Linked DNA regions of Mus musculus: region 2 is linked to region 1. A link is a contact called in ENCODE Hi-C or POLR2A ChIA-PET data. All regions are on one chromosome and are shown on one strand. The core of a region is the stretch at or near the end of the contact, and the rest is flanking DNA. Distances in the headings are between cores, read along the strand shown.

What was found. A loop is a pair of places that touch in the nucleus more often than their neighbours do. ChIA-PET counts read pairs that join two places held with the same protein, here RNA polymerase II (POLR2A).
Region 2: a map of left cerebral cortex shows a loop between it and region 1 (3-fold over the local background). The contact joins the enhancer-like site here to the promoter of Rtkn2 in region 1. A Hi-C loop is called at or near these places in 1 of 37 maps with a recorded cell type or tissue (left cerebral cortex). POLR2A ChIA-PET finds 5 or more read pairs at or near these places in 1 of 5 experiments (Patski).

What each region holds. Positions count from the first base shown.
Region 1 is chr10:67,977,071-67,981,400 of GRCm38, forward strand. It overlaps Rtkn2 (rhotekin 2), which reads left to right and starts at 2,500. Exons shown (of 12, transcript NM_001359319.1): 1 at 2,500-2,742. The coding sequence starts at 2,704.
Region 2 is chr10:67,891,654-67,895,983 of GRCm38, forward strand. All of the region lies in intron 3 of Zfp365 (zinc finger protein 365), which reads right to left. Among named protein-coding and RNA genes, the nearest start is that of Zfp365, 19 kb to the right of the region's middle. Within about 2 kb of position 1,776, at least 1 of the 3 ENCODE cell types and tissues checked has a DNase peak (open chromatin) inside an H3K27ac peak, as active enhancers do; it is left cerebral cortex, where a contact is called at or near this core.

The sequences.
Region 1 (4,330 bases), core at 1,250-3,749:
ACCACATGGTGGCTCACAACCATCTGTAATGGAATCCGATGCTTCTTCTGGCGTGTATGAAGAGTGACATTGTACTCACATACCTTAAATAAGTAAAAATGAAATAATACTACTTATTATTTTCTTTTAGTTGTAAAATAACTACCTTGCTAGATAAATAAGTTCTCAAATGACTACAACTACTTCTTGTGAACTCTTTAACCAGTTTTATTTTATGTTTGACAGTGTCTCTTGAAACCACAGGAGCCTCACCTCACTTTGTAGGCAAGAATAATTTGTAACTTTTGGTTGTATTGGCCCTACCTCTGGAGCACTTAGATTATTGGCATGTATTGCCACGCCCAGTTGAAGCCAAGCTGGGAGATGAACTCAGGACCTTGTGCAGGCAAGCATCCTGCCACGTGGGGCGCATCCTCAGCTACCACTCTTTAAGCTTCTGGCGTGTTGATGGCTGGTTCTATTTTTATATGCATTGCAGACATCAAAGAGAACTATGTTTGCTGAAACTAGCAGTAACAAAAAAGAAAAAAAAAAAGCTTGAGGATAAATAAGGAAACAGAAATCCTATTCTGAGGTACTTTAATCACCAGCTGGCTTAAGCACTTCCGGGACACATCCCCTGATGACTTAGAAAGAGATAGGCCCACATCATTTCTTCTACAAAGAGAAAGGTCTTTCATAGCAACTATCTATAGTCTATAGGTAAGAACCCACACACATCCTCTTCTAGATTTCTTCCTAGGATTATTAAACCTGCGATACTCAGCCACCAGTATTTCCACATTGGTGATCAATTTGAAACTGGTGTATCATTTTGGTTTTCTCTCTCAGGGTGTTTTAATCTGAGTTTGAATACAGTGTATATTATGTGGTAAACGCTGCATGTCTGAAGATCATCTCTCTGTGTCTATTTCGTCTGTGTGTGTGTGTGTGTGTGTGTGTGTGTGTGTGTGTGTGCATGTTTTTGTTTGTGAGTCAGGTGTAATGCCCAGTTCCTGCAGCTCATGTTTGTAGTGCATAATTGCACCACAAAGCAGCAGCACAAGAGACTTGTGCGCTAGGTCAAAGGGCACTTCATGAGAATGGAATTCAGACCTGGGTTTGGAGGCACCTGTGTGAGTTGAGTGTTGGTAATTTTGAGTTTCTTGTGCTTTTACAACGGTGGGTCATTACAGACTGCAAAAGTAAGAGGAAAAGCACTCCTAACTGGATAGCAGCTTCTAGAATCACCTAGTCCAGAGCCTCTCAACCAGGCACTTATCCATTTGAGAGGAAGGAATATATACATATACATATATATATACACACACACACACATATATGTATGTATACACACATATATAAACATACATGTATATATCATATATATTTATATGCATATAAACATATGTATATATTTATACGTATATGCATATATATTTATACATATATGCGTATATATACATACACACAAATTTTCCCTCCCCCCCTCTGTATTCAGTGTAGGGGGGCGGTATGCCCATGTCCTGGCGCATATGTAGATATTACTTTTGGGAGCTGGTTCTCTCCTTCCACCACTTGGATCCTGGGGATTGGAACTTAGGCGGGGAGGTTTGGCATTAGGTGGGCACCATTCCTTGCTGAGCCATCTCACTGGCACACTCAGTTTCTTTTTAAGAAGTCCATCTTTCAACTGACTGCTTTAACAAGGAGGTCTGTAAGTAAGATGACCATATCATTGAAAGTCCACTTTGGAACAAGTGAGATGTCCCCAAAATAAACAGGGTCATTCTGTTTATAAAAGGAGCCTTGCCCAGGCCTTTAATGAGGGTGGTGTAGGAGAGTTGATTTGGTAGAGTCTTCCCTCAGGAGGAAAATGTCCAAAGCCCTACACATTTCCGGTACAAGATATGTCAAGGGGTAATTTTAAACACTTTACAAGGGTGTGTACATCCTCTAATTAAAAGTCTAAGCTGGATAGTTCAGTGGTGGACCAGTTGCTCACTGTGCTTAAGGCCTCGAGTTCAGCATTTCAGCATCTCCCCTTCCTCTTTCTTAATAAAAGCCTGTGCTAATAACGACCAGGCTTCTGGATAGTGTTGTCTGCTGTCACTTTAGAAGCGAACAAACCCGGGGACAGAAGTACTCGCAAAATGTGTCTGTCTGCCCAGCCTTCAAGAGCATGATCTTTGAGTGCAGCCATGTTTGAGAGACAGATAATGGATCCTTATATCCCTGATTGGTCTGTCGGGTCCGGTCAGTTCATGCCTTTAAACAACTTCGGGCGGGATGCAAGAAGAAGGCGCACTTTAAACCTGACAAGAAAACCACCTGCCAAAGATTTCTATGGCGAGCCTTCTCTAAGGCTCCACCCCGCCCACCAGTTGAGGCCCCGCCCACTAGCCGACAAAACCCAGGCGGGTTCAGGCCCCGCCTGCCACAGACCCCACCCACCCGGACTTGCTCTTCGTATTTAGGCCCCGCCTACCACACAACAGGCCCCGCCCACTCCCCGCCCTCGCTTAAGCCCTGCGGTAGCAGAGGGTCTGTTCAGAGTCTCGGGTCTCCGTGCTGTTTTAAAGACAGAGAGGCTCCTAGTACGCTTGCGCGGCGTCGTGGGCCGGGTTCCCCTGCAGACCAGACTTGGTACGGCCGAGCGGTTGGTGCAATCTGCAGCTGCAGCCCTGGGGCGCGCTTTTCAAATCGGCCGTGCCTTGCACCGAGATGGAGGGGCAGCTGCTGAGGGGTCTCGCCGCGCAGCAGGTGAGCGAGGCAGGGGACTGGAGAGCTGCAGCCTGGGCCGAGACCGAGAGCCGGGCGAGCTCCGCGGCTTGCACGCCTGAAGGGTGCACCGAAGGAGGAGAGCGAGGCCGGGGGCAACAGGAGGACGCCGGGGCCCATCCCACCTGCCGGTCTTCCAAGGCTTGCAGGGGAGGTGATGCTCCGGGAGTCGGTGCTCGAGTTGCTCCCCGGCCCGCGCAGCTGGGCGTGTAATGCAAGGTGCTGCTTGTAGCCGTGTGAGCCAGCATCAAACTGTGGGGCGCCGCGGGGTGAACGCTCAAATGGCATGTTCTTAGCTTTCCAGGAAGGTGTAAGTTTAAACATGGATACATGCACAAATACTAGGAAAAAAGGAGGACGAATCCAGTGTTTGTTTGTTTTTTAGCTATCTAAAATATGTTCAAAATCTTTTACACTTAGTGTAGTCGAGAATATTTCTTGGGAACCCCAGTCAAGTGTTAAAAGTATTCTTCCTGTTCATTATTTTAGTATTTTAATGAAAAGAAACCCCTTATATCCTTGTAGCGACATCTTCATTTTAATTTTAATTTTCACCTCTTACCGGCTCCTGAAGTATAGTAGTTCGAACCATATACTCTTGCCAGATTTGTGGGTCGAGGCGAATACTGCAGGATCATAGAATTTCTTTAGTAGATGCAGTATTGTTAGGAAGTCCTCTGTAATTCTCTGGAATGTTGAGCCAGGCTTTGTTTGAGTTATTGTGCAAACCATATTAGTAGTCACAAGACGTGTTTGCTACAAACATACACAAAACTTTCAACTTTCTTGTGAAATATTTCTTATTTTTGTTATGTATTCTAGGTATCCTATTTGCCTTTGTCAAAGGGTAGCCTTGAACTCCTAAAACTCCTCTTGCCTCCACTTTCCTACTATGGACTTTATAGGGCTGCCACACCGAGCCTGACTTAAGATGGAGTGGAGCTGGGTTCTAACCCAGTGCCTTGTGCATTCTAGACAAGCCCTCAATCAGCAGAGCCACACCCCACGCCTATGTTGATGGTTAACACAGCCTCTATTTCTACTGAACTAAATGGAGATCTGTTAAGTTTCTTTTTTTGTTGTTGTTGTTTTGTTGTTTTGTTTGTTTTCGAGACAGGGTTTCTCTGTGTAGCCCTGGTTGTCCTGGAACTCACTCTGTAGACCAGGCTGGCCTCGAACTCAGAAATCCGCCTGCCTCTGCCTCCCGAGTGCTGGGACCAAAAGTGTGCGCCACCATCACCCAGTATCTGTTGAGTTTCTTATGGGGATTGTGTGAGTGCTGGTGTGGCCATCCAAGTGTGCTATTAGTGCGACAGTGACATTCAAGAATGCTACAGAAGAGAAAAGAGGATAACAGAGCTGAGTGTATGGAAGGGAAATATGTGTGTGTGTGTATGTGTGTGTACATATATATGTATATATGTGTGAGTGTGTATGAATGATGCATATAATTTCAATATATATAGCAAATATATTAAGGCTTATTTATGTAAATATGACAAGATAGTAATTTCTAATCCTAATATCAAAACATAGAATTGGCTTTTGTTTGGGTCTTGAAGATAAGCAA
Region 2 (4,330 bases), core at 526-3,025, 86 kb before region 1:
CTACACCAAAAAACACTGTAACAACAACAAGAAGAAACACTGTCTTAATAATAATAATAATAATAATAATAATAATAATAATAATAATAAATAAAATAATAAATAATGGGACTGGAGAGAAGAAACCCCAGGAATCATTGCAGAAGAAGGGCAGAAAGATCGTAAGAGCCCAAGGAAAAGGGAGTTGGTTATGGGACTGTGTCTCTTAGAAATGCCAGAGAGGCTACACCCATTGAAGTCTCATCAACGTGGCTGCCTAAACATGACCTGAACTACTATGATACAGAAGGAGAAAAACCCCCACATATCCTCAATCCTAGACAAAAAATCTATGGGCAACTAGGTATTATTGAAAGAAGGAAGAATGTGTCGATTGACTATCTGTCTTGGTTAGGGTTTTACTGCTGTGAACAGACACTATGACCAAGGCAACTCTTCTAAGGACAACATTTAATTGGGGTTGGCTTACAGGTTCAGTGTTTCAGTCCATTATCATCAAGGTGGGAAGCATGGCAGCATCCAGGCAGGCATGGTGCAGGAGGAGCTGAGAGTTCTACATCTTCATCTGAAGATAGCTCGGAGAATATTGACTTCCAGGCAGCTAGGGTGAGGGTCTTAAAGTCCTCACTCACAGTGACACACTTCCTCTAAGAAGGCTATACCTCCTAATAGTGCCACTCCCTGGGTCAAGCATATTCAAACCTTCACATTATCCAATACCAAGTGATCAGTCCTGAATTGTCACATGTAGCAGCCATTATACAGACTGAACAAGTGGTACCTGTGTATTTAAGAATATAAACTTATGCATATATGTTACATATATTATATATATAATATATATGATATATATACACATATAATTAAAGAAAAAGTAGCCATGGTTTTGAGAGAGTAAGACATAGGAGGAGCTGAAGAGAGAAAATGAAAATGGAGCGATGATGCAATCACATTGTGATTTTTCTTAAAGCGGTACTCGCTGCTCTTCCAGAAGACCCTGGTGGTTCCTAGTACCACATGGTGGCTAACAGCCATCTCTAGGTCCAGTTCCAATGCACACATATGGTGCACATATATCCATGTGCACACATAGTCATACACACGAAAGTAATGACAAGGTTGGAGTGGTGGTGCACTCCTTTGATCCCACCCAGTGTTTGGAGATAGGCTGGCTTCTATGGGTTCCTGGCTGGACTAGCCTACATAGTGTGTTCCAGGCCATCCAGAGATGATGATGATGATGGCCACTACAACAATAATATTTATTATTTATTGCTTATTCAGTTATTTTTTCCAAATAATTATGTTGTGCAGATGGCTGGACCCATGGTGATTGGGCCTATAGGCTTCTACATTCTAGGCATGCTGTTTTGAACTGCCGCAGGTCTGGCGGAACTGGCCCTCCACCTTGTCTTAAGTTTTGTAATAAGTAATGGTCCTATGCACCCTCCTGTTCAGACCAAGACCTCCAGGTCGTTCCTGATGCCCCTGCCCTCTCTCCTCACCTCAGTGGCCCTCCAGCGGCTCCCAACGGCCTCTTCAGGTCTACTCCAAGGCATATCCTCTTGAATCCTCTCTCCTCCTCTGCTGCTCCCTCCCAAGTACTTCCTCTCTGCTCCTATCACAAGAGCCTCTGACCATCTCTCCTTCTGATGCCCTTCCGCCCGCCCTCAAAGCCTTCCCCTGCTTCCCTGCGCGCTGGGAATAGACCCTCCCTGCACGCTGGGAATGCTCCTCTTGCAATCTGCAGCTCTCTGGCATTGCCTCCTACCATGCAACCGTGCCAAGTTTGTTCCTTCCATCCGTGATACACTGTCCTTGCCTGGAACATCTTGCTTCTGGCTTTCCACAGAAAGTTATCCAAGGCAAAGTCCAAGACTAGGGAGCTTTAGGTCCATTGCCCCAAAGCAATGCCCCTCCCCGAACACCTCGAACATACTCGTCTTCAACCATCTCTGCAGTAGTTACCATGCAGGAACGCCATGACTGATTTGCTCGCTGTCCCCTCCACACAAGAGAAAAAGGACTTGTTTGTTTTGTTCTTGGCATCAGAACCTCATAAGCACTGTGCCCTCAATAAATACGTGTTAAGTGCATTGCTGCTAGCCCTCAATTAACAGCCAGGAGGTAATGAATGCAGTACTTAAAACAAGATTATCTAAGCTGCAAGCCTATATCTGAGTGGTTCTGAGCATTAATTTTTTTTTTTTTGGCAGATGGGATATTAGGTCACTTTGTGTCTAATCTGACAGCGTTTTTCAGAGCACAAAGATAAAAAATCTGAGTAAGCAACCTATATTTTTAGAAGCCAGCCAGGTGGAAAAAAAGAACACAGATGCCCAAGGGGATTCAGGGAAAGATGCGGAATGCCAAACGTTGTTTCAGAAAAGGCACAGAAGGTGAAGGGGGACAAAGCATCCCCAGAAGGACGCAGGGCTAACAATCACCTCTGGAAGAGGCAGCCCACTTAGCGATGTGAAGACTGCCCTTCCCTCTGAAGTGGCCTTTCTAGGGGAAAGGGAATGAGGGCGGGCAGCAGCAGCGGCAGGAGAGCAGTGGATCATCATGGATCATCATCTTGCATCCTGCAGTGTGGGCTGGAGGGTGGGAAAAGCGGAGTGATTTTCTCATCACCCTGGCGGAGGGATATGGAAGTGCTGGCAGGGAGAGATGAGACATGTCTGCATCTCCTGTGTGGTACTAGGTAACTGTTCTGGGTCAGTCCAGAAGCCGGGTAAGATGGGAGCTCTGTAACACACTACGCTGGGCCAAATCCTGATTCAAAGTTCTTCTTGCTAAAAACAGCCAAGCTATTCTGTCTCCATATTGGCATTCAGTGTGAGAGAGCAGACACAGCTCTCTGATTATATCAAAGACATGGCTCCTTATTTTATAGACGGGTGCATATGACTATGATGAGAGTAAGAGGAAGGGGGAGGAGAGGAAAGGGGGGAGATGGGGAGTGAAAGAGAGATAGAGAGAGAGAGGGAGGGAAAGGAGGGAGGGAGAACAAGGGAGAGGGGGCATGCCCACTCCCACTGTAGAGTCTGCAGACAGCCCAACTTGACCCAAGGAAGAGTTGGCGAAGACACAAAGCAAGAGGATAAACTATCAATACGTGTGCCTAATCTCTTCTGAATTCACTCTGTACTCTGGGTCCATCCAAAGCCAGAGCAACAATCTACATCAATTAGGCCGGTCCTTTCATTACCGCGTGATCACGCCAGCCACTCAGCTCTCATATCTAAACTGCTCATTACAATCTCTACTGCATGGAGCATCATTTGGATTAGCCAGTGATTCCTTCGGTTGAGCCAGCTGGCTGGAGGCAGATCATGTGACTGAGCCAGGAAACAGACAAACATAAATATTTAATTTTCTACCATGGATGAAGGAATTTGTTTTGTGTACCTTGTACACAAACATATATACACAAACACACACACACACACACATATATATATACATACATACATATACATATATACTGTGCAGTCTATATGTGCGAGTGTATCATGTGAATATGCACATGCTTACATGTTTATATAGCTGTGTGAGTATATATATGTTGATATGTTTTATAAAACTTGGTTTGATGTGGGGGGGAGGTGCCTTAGCAGGCCCATGCTGAGGCACACCCCTCCTCAAGTGCCAGCCATATGACGGGTGTAATATAAAATGAAGTTTATTTGGGGGCATGAGGAGGGGAGACTGAGAAGGGAGTAGAGGCAGAGAGAGAGAGAGAGAGAGAGAGCAAGAGCAAGAGCAAGAGCAAGCATGAAAGCAAACAGTTCTTTTATAACAAGCCAGGTTTGTACCTGCCTGTTGCTAGGTAACTATTGGGTGGAGCGAAGAAGAATCACTAATGTACATTGTGTGTGCACACATAAAGTTCCACATATGTATATCTGACCAGAAGCGGTGGGATGCTAATGTTTGATTACAAGACTAAAATACATGGGTGATAGCTATTCCTACGACTCTTCAAAGATCAGCATTCAGGCTGGGGAAGCAGGCTGAGTGAAGGACATGACCCCAGCTATATAAAGAGAGGGGACACTTCTGGCTTCCCAGCTTTCTCCCTGCCTCCTACTGCTCTCTATTCTAAGACCCCATCAGCAGAGTGTAGGTCGCCACACACGGCTGTGTTTGGGTTGACTTATCCACCTGCACACCGAAAACGTTAATACTGCCTCACAGGCTCAGGAGTCTGAGACCCCAGTCACAGGCAAACTGACAACTCAGTTCAAGAGTGCTGGGCGCACTCCCTTCATTTTCTGGAGGAAGAATGGGAGATCCAGAAAGGCAAGGCTTGGCAAGAAGCAAGTTA